Regions from separate parts of the Homo sapiens genome. Here region 1 is linked to region 2. A link is a contact called in ENCODE Hi-C data. All regions are on one chromosome and are shown on one strand. Each heading gives the region's core, a stretch centred on a gene start or an enhancer-like site at or near the end of the contact. The rest is flanking DNA. Distances are from core to core; before and after follow the strand shown.

Region 1 (6,589 bases), core at 2,138-4,637, 1.1 Mb before region 2:
TGCTTTCCTATAAATATCTGCACCTGGGACAGAATTTAATCCAGATCAAAACTCAGTCTGAGACTTGCTTTCCTAGAACTACAACCCCAGGGGCAGGTAGCGTGGGCAGAGACAGAGTCCCACCTCGCCCTGCCGACACAACATCTGTTGAATGAGACCAAATGTGGGTTTGTGGCCCTTCATCCATAAATCCTGCAGATGTGCCAGGCCCGGTGGCTCACGCCTGTAATCCCAGCACTTTGGGAGGCCGAGGCGGGCGGATCACAAGGTCAGGAGATCGAGACCATCCTGGCTAACACGGTGAAACCCCGTCTCTACTAAAAATACAAAAAATTAGCTGGGCGTCGTGGCGGGCGCCTGTGGTCCCAGTTACTCTGGAGGCTGAGGCACGAGAATGGCGTGAACCCAGGAGGCGGAGCTTGCAGCGAGCTGAGATCGCACCACTCCACTCCAGCCTGGGCAACAGAGCGAGACTCTGTCTCAAAAAAAAAAAAAAAAAAAAAAAAATCCTGCAGATGTTAGAATGCGCGGAAGAGAGAGAAACCCAAAGTGTGAATGAATACAGAGAGGCAGGAGATCCAACACCTTCCTCCCCAGGAAAGCCCGGGCACGAGGTCCCCGAGCTGAGCTGAGCCTGGGGGCTGGCTCCAGTCTCAGGACCGCCCACAGCCCTCACAGCAGGGTGTGTCCACATTCAGATGCCCTCCTCTCTCCCTCCATCCCCCTCCCAAGGCTGCATCGGCAGCTGTGGCCTCATAGGGAGAGGTGTGGTTTGGGGGTGATTTCCTATTTCCTTCGTGTCTGACCACTGCCCGAGGGCCTCACAAAGGAACCGAATCTTTTGGAGCCTGCATTTCCTGTCATCCTGAGTGGCCTTTGGAGTCCTCAATGTATAAGGACAGCAAGGGCCAGCTGTTCATGTTAGCTTTCTGGAACATTCCAGGCACTCCATGTACTAACAGGTTCCTTGCCAGAGGGCCCTCAAATGATGGAATTGATAAAAGCATTATAAAATGTTGATAAATTCTCTAACCATAGACGTGGAGCTCAGTGAGTACGAATGCAAGATGTGACTCCCCCAGGCCTAGAAAGAAAGCCTTAGCTTCAGAGACGTGGGTAACCTTGGCTCTCTACGGGAGTGAGGCCAACAAGGCCAGCAGAACAGGGTCAAGCAGCTCCTGTTGCCCAAGCAGCCACAGCCGCCTGGCCTTCACTGCATCCAGCTGTGCAGTGGCAGAGAGGATGCTGCGTGGGGACAGCAGGAGGAGAGGCCTTCAAGACCCAGGCCAGCTAAGCCTGGGGAGATAGAAGCAGCCACCACGCTGGGGGAGTGTGGACGCAGGAGTTTGAGGAGTTCTGCGGGGTGCTGAATGGGGTCCTCCTCTGGCGCTTTCTTGAGGGAGTTCTGCAATGATCCACATTCTTTCCAGGGACTTTCTTTCAAGTGCTGTCATATGCTGCCGCGGCTTGCCGGCAGCCCAGCCTCAGGCGGTCGGAGTCGGAAGGCGACAGATGCAGGGCTCCCTTTCCTCATCGGTTCTCTCAACAGGGCAGGGGGACGGCCATGAGTGGGCAAATGTGTCCAGACCACTGAAGAACCTCTCATCTGCTCAGCTGGAGAGGCCCTTCCTGTCTCTGTGATCTTTCCCAAGATGGCCAATGTCCTGTACCACCGGCCACCCCTTCCGTTGGTCACTGTGGATGACACTAGGGGTGGACACTGACCAAGGAGGCACCAACCTGATTCCAGCTCCTAGAGCTGGCCAGGTGCCTGACAGGAAAATGAGGCATCTGAAGAACACGGAGAGATGGGGGTAGGGTGGTAGGGAGGGAGGGAGATGAAGCCACACCCCAGAGCTCCTGGGTTTGCAGCTCCTTCCCGAGGCCTGGCTAGGTCCCTGCCTCGGTCCCTGCCTCTGGATGCCGTGAGACAATCCACCCTGGAGAGCCTACCAGTCCCCTTATGTTTGACAGCTGGAGTTGGAATTTGCCTCCCGCAGACCACAGGTCTACAGCCTTCATTCACGTGTCGCACAGACTGTGGCAGGACCAGCACCCGCTGCTGGTGTGGGACGCCTGGCCCTGTAGGGGACCCCAAGAGTGGCTGGAGAGCAGGGCGTGATGCCTCTTGGGCCACCCTGCAAAGGGCTCACGAGCCTCCTGAGGAGGATGCATTTGATCAGGGTAACAGGAGTCAGCAGAGGGCTTTCCAAGGACAGGTTTGCCAAGAAGCGAGAACAGACTGAGGGGGGAACGATAGAGGCACTGGGTGTAGTCAGACACCACTGCAATGGTAGCCGAAAACCGCGCCGTGAGAAGACTCTGTGGGGAGGGTAACTAGGTGCATGAGAGTGAGAGGAGCGAAAAAAGCCTCGGATGGCTCCGAAGCTCCTGGCCCAGCTTCCAGGGGTTGGTGGCCCAGGACCGCCCCTGCACGCGGCCTCGGGTGCCTGCTCCAGGCAGACCTGCTTCTCTGGCCCATTCTCGGCACCAATCACTGTCCCATCCGCCCGTCAGCCAAGTCCTCTGAGTTCTTCCCGGAGCCCAGCACCCTGATGCAATTGTCCCTGCTCTGAAAACCCTCAGCAATCTATTGGGTCTTCAGTAGCATCTACTCTTTCTAGAAATGTCGAACAAGGTTTTTCGATTGTGCTGCACGTGTGGCAGACACAGAAACGGAAACGACCTTCCAGAGAACTGGCCAAAGGACGGGAGCTGCTCCAGTAACTGAAGGGCACAGACTGAGCGCTTCTGATGGAGTCGGGGAGGTCGCCGGCCCATCCACCGGCTGCCCGAGGGCCTCCCACTGACCTCCCCCGGCCGCCCTCCGAGGGGCCTCTGCTGACCTCGCCGTGCTGGGCACGCTCGGCTTTAGCGGGAAGCTGGGGGTCAGGTTCAAGGCTGTGAGGAGCCACTTCAGCCCGGGAATCTGAATTTTTTCTTCAAAAGCGCCTGTCCCCACAATGGGTTTGTACTGGGGAAAAAACCCACACACGGGATGAGGTGCCCGGCTTCTGTGAGGGTTCTGAGCACTTCGTTTTTCTTCCCTTTAGATTCTGACAACTGTGGACTAAAAGGGTTGCAGGCCCAGTGCCGGAATTCCAGTATCACCTTCCACCAGGCTCCTCACACGTCGACATGGCCCCCACTTGGTGGTCTGGCAGGCGTCGGCGGTTGGGGACGGCGCCCCGGGGACCCCGCGGCCCTAGCCTTCCCCGGCGCCCCGCGAACGCCCTCCGCGGCCCCAGCAGCTGAGCGCCTGGGTCCCTGAGAGGCACCCCAGGAGGGCGGCGCGGGCGGGTAACGTCACACACGCGCCGCATCCTGGATGCGCGTGCGCGGCAGCGGCCGAGACTCCGTTTCCCAGGGAGCCGCGCGGCGCGTCCACTTCCGGCAGGCGGCGGGGCCCGGAAGCGGCGCGCGGGGCCGGCGAATCCCGCGGCGCCAGGTGGGAGCGGGGCCGGAGCATGCGGGGCGGCCGGCGGTCTGCGGCGCGCGGCGCATTCGTTCCCCCGCGGCGGTGGCGGTGGCGCGCGGCGGCTCTCCAGTGAGCGGCGGAGCCCGGAGCGGCGGGCTGGGCGCCGGGCGGGCGGGGCTCGCGGCTGAGAGGCGGGCGGGCCGGGGGCGCCGGGCGCGGGGCCGCCATGTGGAGCGGCCGCAGCTCCTTCACCAGCTTGGTGGTGGGCGTGTTCGTGGTCTACGTGGTGCACACCTGCTGGGTCATGTACGGCATCGTCTACACCCGCCCGTGCTCCGGCGACGCCAACTGCATCCAGCCCTACCTGGCGCGGCGGCCCAAGCTGCAGGTGAGCGTCCGCGGGGCCGGGGGCCGGGCGGGTTGGGGTGGGGGCCTCTCCTCCAGGCCCCAGACGTCGCCTTCCCGTCCCAGTTCGGAGCTGTGGCCGCGCGAGTCGAGATGGAACCTTTCCTGGTTCCCCAGCGGCCAGGTCTTCCGCCCTCCAGCTGGCCGTGGGATTTGAGTGCGTCCTGCCAGGGCCTGGCCGAGCTGACTCTCGACGCCCCCTCCTTTCCAGCTGAGCGTGTACACCACGACGAGGTCCCACCTGGGTGCTGAGAACAACATCGACCTGGTCTTGAATGTGGAAGACTTTGATGTGGAGTCCAAATTTGAAAGGTATGGGCGTAGGACAAAATGCCAGTGAAAGGGAAAACATTACTCATGTTCAGATTGTTTAAAAGTTAGCTTTCTGTACATAACATGTTTATTTTAGAGAACTAGTCTTACCGAATGTCTTGAAGTGGTAGAATATCCTAACTGGAGGCCTATGCGTGGCCTGTAAACATTCAGCCTGGAAGGTGACAGGTGATGAATGTCGTTTAAGAAGTAGTTCTCAGCAGAGTGTGATGGCAGTGGGATGTCCTGGACGGGGAGGCTCCGAAGGAGCAGGGGCCACGCTTGGTGAACCAGTGGAGAGCAGACAACTCTGCAGTTTCACTACCGGGGACCAACTTGTCTTTTCCTGGTGGAAGTAGTTCGCTTAAGTTACTTGTGAGGGAAAAGAGATGAGGATAGAGGAAGCAATTTTGTAGAAAATCATAAATAAGTGACATGTGACGTTAGAATAGATCAATGTCCAAATATGTAGAGTATCTTAAAAATTACATCTGACATGGCCTAATTTTTTTTAATTGAATAAGTATACTTTTAAATATGATTTGCTTCTCACAAGTCAACCATTTCCCTTCATTGCCTGGGAGGTATCTGAGGAGAGAATAATGAAAGTTTGAGACTCATGCTGGACTCCACGCCCTCTAGGCAGCCAGTCCCTGGGGGTAGCTGGAGGCGCTGGCAAGCCGGTTTCTGCCTGGCCTCTTTAGGCCTGTGACCTCAAGCCAGTTCCTGCCCTCTCTCTGCCTCCATGAAGGGGAGGCCAGAAGTGCTGGTGACCAAGCTGCCCGCTCGGTTGTAGCTGCCCACACCTTTCAAAAATGCTCAGGATTCATCTGCACTGGGTTTAATTTCCCAGACATGAATACTGCCTCTTCCGTGCCGGGCCGTGTACCAGTTACCAAGGACAGCTAGTGAGGTTTTCCATTTGACCTGGCACAGTGTCAGCCTGGAGGAAGTGGGGAGAATGAGCACTCTTAACACAGCTCCGCCTCAAGTGTCTCCAAGTGCACATTCCACCAGAAATACACAGCCCTGCACCCTCTGCCTGAAGAGAGACACTTAAGATGTCCTGGTGGAGACATACTCTTTCCTGGGTAGTGAGGAGCCATAGATGCCTTTGTGTTTTTCATTACAACTTTGGCCGTAAGATTTTTTTTTTTTTTTGAGATAGAGTCTTGCTCTGTTGCCAGGCTGGAGTGCAGTGGCGTGATCTCTGCTCACTGCAACCTCCGGTTCCCGGGTTCAAGGGATTCTCCTGCCTTAGCCTCCAAAGTAGCTGAGACTACAGGCACCCGCCACCACGCCTGGCTAATTTTTTTATTTTTAGTAGAGACAGGGTTTCACCATGTTGGCTGGGCTGGTCTGAAACTCCTGACCTCGTGATCTGCCCGGCTCGGCCTCCCAAGGTGCTGGGATTACAGGCGTGAGCCGCCGCACCCGGCCAACCGTAAGATTTTTAAGGAGAGGCCGGGCACAGTGACTCATGCCTATAATCCCAGCAGTTTGGGAGGCCAAGGCGGGAGGATCACTTGAGCCCAGCAGTTCAAGACCAGCCTAGGCAATGTGACAAAACCCCATCTCTACAACAGTTTTCAAAGTTAGCCAGGCATGGTGGCACGCCCACCTGTAGTCCCAGCTACTCGGGAGACTGAGGCGGGAGGTCACTTGAGCTCAGGAGGTTGAGGATGCAGTGAGCTGTGATTGCACCCCTACACTTTCAGCCTGGTGACAGCGAGACCTTGTCTCAAAAAAGAGACTTTTAAAGAGGAAGAAGAACTCATGTAACCGTAAACAGGTGGAATGCGAGGTTTTTCCATGGGGCTGTAGTATGGACGTCGGGCCCTGGTGTGCGGGTGAAGAGCCAGGCACCTGGTCCGAGGCCTACAGTTGTAGCAGCTCGCCGGGCCTTTCCTCAGCTCGTGCTGGATGCCACACAGTCAGGACTGACAGCCTTGAAAGTCAGTCCTTTGTGGCTGATCATCTTTTTATCCTTAAAACTACAACACCCAAAAAAACTACCCACATTAAATTTCTGAGGTTCCAGTAGTGTGGGCCGAGGCACCTGGAGCCCTCGTGGCTGCTGCCCTTCCCTTCTGTCGCTTCGGAGTTGGGTGATTCAGTGTGTGTGGTCAGCTGGTACCCTGGCCAGGCCCAGAAGCTGCTTTCCATCTGGCTGCTTCAGCCTTGTGGCCTCAGGTGGGTTATTGACCTCTCAGCCTCCTGAGATGGAGGCAGGAAGTGCGGGCCGTTTTGCTTTCGGCTGTAGGCGCCCACACCTGTGCCGAGTTCTCAGGACGCGCACGCGTGCGCGTGCACACACACACACACACACACACACACACACGACTCGTAAAGCCCTGGGCAGGTGGGTTTCATTTTTAGTACTTCTGAGCTAAAATTAGTTTATTGAAGCAGCTTTATAAAGGTATTTGAATAGGTTCTAGAGACCCAGAATAT
Region 2 (6,700 bases), core at 758-3,257:
AGTTAACCAGTAACTATTGAAGTTTCTTGGTTTTCTTTTTCCTCTGATTAAACTGCTTTCGAACAGTTTGCAAGCTGTGTCAGTGCACTGGGCCATAAAAAGAAACCAAAAGCAAAATAAGTCTGATAAGTTCGTCACTTGAAAGCAGTTGTAAATACAGAATGATCAAAACACCACAGAACTGGCCAAAATGAGGTTAAAAAATTCTCTCTGGACTTTACTGAAATTATCCTCAGCATCTATTTTCCAAACACATTTCTCAGTTGGCTATCACGAATTTCTTTCTTTTTTCTGCTAATTTTTTGATTATGCTGTTCCTTCGTAAACTCCAATTCTTCAGGAAAAAAAGCCTATCTGAAATGCCGATAAATATGCTGCTTGCAGGCAGAATTTCTGTAGGAAAAGCTAACTTCATCAAGATAAAAAGACTTTTACAAAACCCAAGACTAAATTTTGGTTCAATTTTGCTATCTTGCCATCCCGTCTGAGGTGCCTCCGCCGCTGGCAGGGTCTTAGTCTGCAGAAGGAACACCGGGCACCATCTGGGTTGAGGACAAAGGCACTAGCTCTAGCTTTTCTCCAATCACAAGCTACCATTTCCCCTAAAAAGCCCCACTGACCATGGGCTTTCCTTCCTGCTTGTGGACGCCCTCCTAGCAGCTCTTAAAAGCCCAAGATGCGGCAGGGGTCTCTGCTCAGTCAGTACCAACCACAGCAACACACTAGAACGGTTTACACGCTTTCTGATGTTGGCAGGATGGCTGTATGACTAATCCTCACATTTAACTCAACGAGATTTTTAATAAGTATTTCAAAAAGGAGAAAATTGCACAATTACAGGCATAATTCAAATCAATATTGCTGAATGCCTTGGTTCCTATTGAGATTTTTATTCTGCAATTTAAAATTACTTTGTAATTAAGGAGGTGGGTGGGTAAGTTCATTTAAAAGAACCAAACAACTAAACCTATCCAATTTAGCTTGATTAAATAAAACCCTAGAAGGCCGATTCTTAAGATGCAATCGTAGAGGGCACATTCAGACACTCAGAGAGCAAGGGCTCAGGGAAGTATAACCCTGACCACCATCCTGGACTAAGCCGAGCCCGGCCCTAGAGGCACTCAGCGCACAGGCAAGCACAGGTCCCGGCGTCCTCGCCCGGTCAGTGCGCTGAGCTCTCCGCCTGAGTTTTAAAAACTGGCACAGCTGCTTTTAAACACTGGCACATTTTTGGTGGCATAAGGACCACCAAACACGACCCAAAGTAGAAGCCCTTAACTTACAAGGTCTCGAAGTGGACATGGACAGATTTGCGCTTTCTGGAAAGGCGAACTGCAAGCCTAAGCTCGGGCGCGCCACGCTTCCCACCGGACGCCCACCGGGCCGAGCCCGGCCACTCCTCGCACCCACCCGGGCGGTCTCACCCGCCCCGCCGGCCCCACCCACGGGCTGCGGGCTGCTCCTCAGGACAACCCGCACAGAGGGCGGCAGAGGCCCAGCCCAGCCAGGGCGGCCACCGGCCGCTATCCGCCCGGGTGACCTTGGGCAGACACGACTCCTCCCCGAGTCCACCTGCCAGGCACTGAGGCGAGGGGCTACCTCAGCCCGCGGGGTCCCAGGACCCCAGGCCCGGACCAAGGCGGCGGAGGGGACGCCCAGCAAGCCCGCGGGGTTGTGACCTTCACCCGGACGCGGACTATCTACTAAGGACCGAGCTCCCCGGGTCCCCGAGTCCGCCCCGCGGCTTCCCCTCGCACCGGCCCAGGGCTCTCTCAGCCCCTTCCCGATCCCGGGACAGAGGGCGCAGGGACCCGGCGCCCGCTCCGCTCGGACCCGCTGGGGACCGTCCCGCTCCTACCGCCGCCTCGGCCCCCGCCTGCCCCGCCCCGGTCCGCGGCACGGACTCACCGCCTTGGCCAGCGCCAGGCGCCGAGCGCTCAGCAGCCGCGACAGGCCCCGGACCCCCGACATGTCTGCTGTTGCCGCCGCGCAGTCCCGCCAGTCCCTGCGCAGACTGCGCCTGCGCACCACACCGGGGTCGAGCTGGCGGGGGAGGGGGGATACCGCGCCTGCGCACCACGCCGGAGTCGAGCGGGGCTGCAGTGGGGGACATCGCGCCTGCGCACCATGCCACGCCCGGAGCGGGTACTGAGTGGGGGCGCCGCGCCTGCGCAAAGCGGACCCGCGGACGGTGGCGTTAAGGGAACGCTGAGGTCCCGCGCTCCCCGACCGAGGTAGAGCGGGCCCTGTTCCGGGGAGGTGGTGGGCACCAACATTTTTAAAGCCCCGTGGGTGGTTCTCCGGGATCGCCCAGACCGAAGGGCCTGAACGCCCAGACCGCAGGGAATGGGGTCGGAGGGGGGCGCTCGTCCGCGGAGGTGGGCGGGAGCGGCCCGGGGCCTCCGACCTCTTGTTTATTATACATCCCTTGATTAACTAAACTATTTTGTAATTGTGTGTGTTTGTGGAGGTCACATGTAAACAAACTTAAAGTGACTCTACTTTGTGAAAATGTGAAACTTCGTGTAGGTACTCAGTAAATCAGTAAATTCTTACTAACGTTAGCCCCCAGCCTAGCTATGGAGGGTGCATGCTGAGCCCGAAGCAGAGAACTCTGTAATCTCTGCATTCATCACCACCACGAGGAGGCCTCAGAAGCTTCTAGCACTGTTTGCACCTTCCCCACATCACCCCTCCCTGCCTTCCTCACAGTCTTCCTTCTGATCAGAAGACCCTTTCCTTCTTTCTCTGCCTGTCAAAATGCTGCTCACTCTTCAAACCCTAGCTCATATGAAAGTGTCCGGTGTGAGCCCACTTTTATCGAGTTGATTCTGTATCTTTGATACAACTGTATGAGGGTTCTCCAGAGACACAACAAATAGAAGGGAGACGTGAGGAATTGGTTTAAAGGTTCAATTGCTAATCTCATCCAAAAACACCCTTACAGACACGCCCAGAAATAATGCTTAACCATGTATCTGAGCACCTCATGATGCCGTCAAGTTGACAAACAAAATTAACCATCGCAGCAGCCATACATTTAAACATATTTGTACCAGAGAACTTACCTGATTCTACCTGCACTTCAGATGCTTAAGACATGTCTGTTTTCTCCACTTTCCCCAACCAGATTGTGAGTCGCTTTCATCTTAAGTTCTTGTTTTTTTTTTCCTTTTTCTTTTTCTTTTTTTTTGGGGGGGACGGAGTCTCGTTCTGTCACCAGGCTGGAGTGCAGTGGCGCGACCTCGACTCACTGCAACCTCCACCTCCCAGGTTCAAGCGATTCTCCTGCCTCAGCCTCCCGAGTAGCTGGGACTACAGGTGCCCGCCACCATGCCCGGCTCTGGTCTAGTTTTTTTCTTCTTTGAATCCCGTAGGGCCTCAGTGCTGTGCAGCAAGCACATAGTTAAAACTGAAGAAAAATTTCTTGAATAAAAGTAGTTAACGTTTTTATTCTTTACTTCAAGGTATATCTCCATGAATAACCTAAATGATCCCCCAAATTGGAATATCCGGCCTAATTCCAGGGCGGATGGTGGTGATGGAAGCAGGTGGAATTATGCCCTGTTGGTTCCAATGCTGGGATTGGCTGCTTTTCGTAAGTCATGGTTTTCTTAAAATTCGTGTTTTCCAGGCTGAGAGTGTGGAGCCCCGGTGAGGGAGGCAGCATGGTGTGGGAGCCTGAAGGCCGTGACTTTGGGACCTGCCAGGGACAGCCGAGTTTTATCCCCTGCAGTGAACCGTGGGCAAATCACTTAAGCTCTGAGCCTCAGTCTTCCTGTTCACAGGAGATGGATAATCATACTTAACCTCAGCACACTGCAAGGATTAAGTCAGCCAAGGCGTTTAGAAGCATTTTGTGTGGGGTGGGTTTTAATAACTTAGTTCCCTCTGAAGGCTTTGCTGCTCTCAAGTCGGGGAGGAGGTTCCTTATTTCAGGTGCCCTCATAAGGACTGCTGGGGAACAAAACGGGTGTAAAGGAAACCAGTGGGCTGGGCGTGGTGGCTCATACCTGTAACCCCAGCACTCTGCGAGGCCCAGGTGGGCAGATCGAGTGACCAGCCTGAGCAACACAGCAAAACCCCGTCTCTACAAAAAAATACAAAAATTAGCAAGTCGTGACGGTGCACACCTGTAGTCCCAGCTACTCAGGAGGCTGAGGTGGGAAGATCAGTGGAGCCTGGGAGGTCGAGGCTGCAGTGAGTGGAGATGGCACCACTTGCCCTCCAGCCCGAGCAACAGGGTTAAAAAAAAAAAAAAAGAAAACCAGTTTTGGAAAACCAGTGATGTTTAATGTTTAGGAAATCAGTCTTTGGGAGACTTCATCCATGAAATCTCTGCTTGGCCTGGCCAGAAAAATTCTCTCTAGTTTAGATTGACTTGGCACCACTTTGGGGACCTGCCGGTCATATGCAGACTTACATCCCCACCACACAATCAATTCACTGATGCAGAGGAGTGAGTTTTGTGTTTCTTCACATTCCATGGTTCTGGGCTGGCACTTAGGAACATGAGAAACTGAATAATTGAATGGAAGAAAGGCAAAACTGCCCTCTAGTTGTAGCGATACATTTTGTGTAGTGGCTTTTTATCTGCTTCCATGTCTCAGGTCAGAAGTTTTGCTGTAGAGGAAGAGGAGGCTGGTAAGAGCAGGTGGTTTTTATGATTCAGTGATCTGCGCAGTGCTTGCTTCTTGGTGAAAGACAGGGCAGGTCCACATCCAATCCTAAGGGGCTGCCATGTAAAAAGCTCATCCGCCTGCAGGCTTGGGAAAAAAAACCCTTAACACTTGGAGAGGCTACTGTTGCCTGTGGCTAGGGTGAGTGGATTGGAAGGCTTAAAATTACTCTGACTAATGTAATAATTAATTGGCTTTGAGGCTGGGAGAGGCCCTGAAGTGACTCATTTTCCATTTGTTTTTCAGACTCATCTCCAGCTTTTATAGCCTTTCATGATAACTTTCACTTTTGAAATTCTTACCTTCCCTTCTTGGACTTTTGAAATGATGCTTTCTGTCCCTGAAAAGGGTTGAAGAATATTTTTTTCTTCCTGGTTTTTTGCTGAGGTAGTGTGGTCAGAGAGAACTGTTAAGTTGGTGTTCTTGTAAGGATTCTCCAAAGGTGTGTTACGATGTGTTTGAGGTTCTGTTGCACATAGGAGCGTTAACCAGCCCCTAGTGTAGTCTAGAAGAAGAGGCAGACATATGAATACTTGATAAGCGCTATTGGTTGATTTATTGATGAGAGGCTAGTTTTGTCCTGATCACTCGCTTCATTTACTAGAATTTTTTTTTTTTTTCGAGACGGAGTCTTGCCCTGTCGCCAGGCTGGAGTGCAGTGGCGCGATCTCGGCTTGCTGCAACCTCTGACTCCCTGGTTCTAGTGATTCTCCTGCCTCAGCCTCCCGAGTAGCTGGGATTACAGGCGCCCCTCACCACGTCCAGCTAATTTTTGTATTTTTAGTAGAGACGGGGTTTCACCACATTGGCCAGGATGGTCTCGATCTCCTGACCTCATGATCTGCCCGCCTCGGCCTCCCAAAGTGCTGGGGTTACAGGTGTGAGCCACCGTGCCCAGCCCATTTACTAGATTTTTACTTAACATAACATAGAAATGTGTGTAATTGTGCTTGCCCGAAAGAGCAGTCCCTGGAGAAATTCTTACCCTGAGTAGCTCCCAGGGGAGAATATTCAGTATTTCAGCACTCCAGAGGGCTTCTCTCTCTTCACACCTCCTCTGTCATTCTGCTTCCCCCCTTTTCTCTCAGTCTTCTTGATTGCCCTTTCCCCATCTCTCTCTCCGTGCTTTTCCCATCTCTCCGTGCTTTCTCCCCTCTAGTGTTCCTGTACCTCCTGTTTCCTCCCCTGACCCAGAAAACATAGTTTTAGAGCTGAAAGGGACTGGTTGAGTTCACTGGGCCCAACTCAGTTTCTTTTAATTAAATATTTTATTTTGGGGTCATGTAAATCACATGCAGTTGTCATCAGTAATGCAGAGAGCCCGTGTACCCTCTACCCAGCTTTCCCCAGTGGAAGCATCTGCAAAACGATAGTGCAGTGTCACAGCCAAGACATCTGCCAGGATGCGGTCAAGATACCCCAATCCCTGGGGCCTCACGTGCTGCCCTGTGTACCGCCCCTCCCTCCATAGCCCCCGGCAGCTACTGATCTGTTCTTCATCTCCAGAACTTTGTCATTTCAAGAATGTTATGTAAATGGAATCAAACAGTATATAACCTTTCGGGTTGACTTTTTTCATTCAGCATAACCCCCTGAGGTCCATGCAGATTGTTGCTGTATCAGTAGTTCATAGATAGTTTCATTGCTGAGTCGTGTTTTATGACATGGACGTACCACAGTGTGTTTAACCACTGAAAGACATCTGGGTCCTTTCCAGTTTTCAGCTGTTATGAATAAAGCTCTTATAAACATTCTTGTGTAGGTTTTTGTGTCGATGTAAGTTTTCATTTCTCTCGGATAAAGGGCCAGAAGTGAAATTACTGGGTTTTATGGAGGTTGCACGTTTAGTTTTTTAAGAAGGGCTGAAATGTTTCCCGAGTTGCTGCACCGTTTTAGGTTCTCACCAGCAATGCAGAGCTGATCGGTTTCTCCACCTGGTCAGTATTTGGTGTTTCACTGCTGTCCCGTCTGCCCCATCCTGATGGGTGTGTGGTGCTGTCTCATCGTGGCTGCAGCGTGCA

The links. A loop is a pair of places that touch in the nucleus more often than their neighbours do. Pooled maps may share reads with other maps.
Region 1: a map of OCI-LY7 shows a loop between it and region 2 (11-fold over the local background). The contact joins the promoter of CLPTM1L here to the promoter of SDHA in region 2. A Hi-C loop is called at or near these places in 1 of 168 maps with a recorded cell type or tissue (OCI-LY7), 1 of 37 single-sample maps with no recorded cell type and 10 of 50 pooled maps.

Annotation. Positions count from the first base shown.
Region 1 is chr5:1,341,897-1,348,485 of GRCh38, reverse strand. It overlaps CLPTM1L (CLPTM1 like), which reads left to right and starts at 3,387. Exons shown (of 17, transcript NM_030782.5): 1 at 3,387-3,806; 2 at 4,035-4,135. The coding sequence starts at 3,645.
Region 2 is chr5:213,627-220,326 of GRCh38, reverse strand. It overlaps SDHA (succinate dehydrogenase complex flavoprotein subunit A), which reads right to left and starts at 2,007. Exons shown (of 15, transcript NM_004168.4): 1 at 1,909-2,007. The coding sequence starts at 1,971. CCDC127 (coiled-coil domain containing 127) reads left to right here and starts at 2,174. Exons shown (of 3, transcript NM_145265.3): 1 at 2,174-2,234; 2 at 3,468-3,598. The coding sequence starts at 3,478. RefSeq lists silencers at 1,397-1,636, 1,867-2,196 and an enhancer at 1,189-1,997.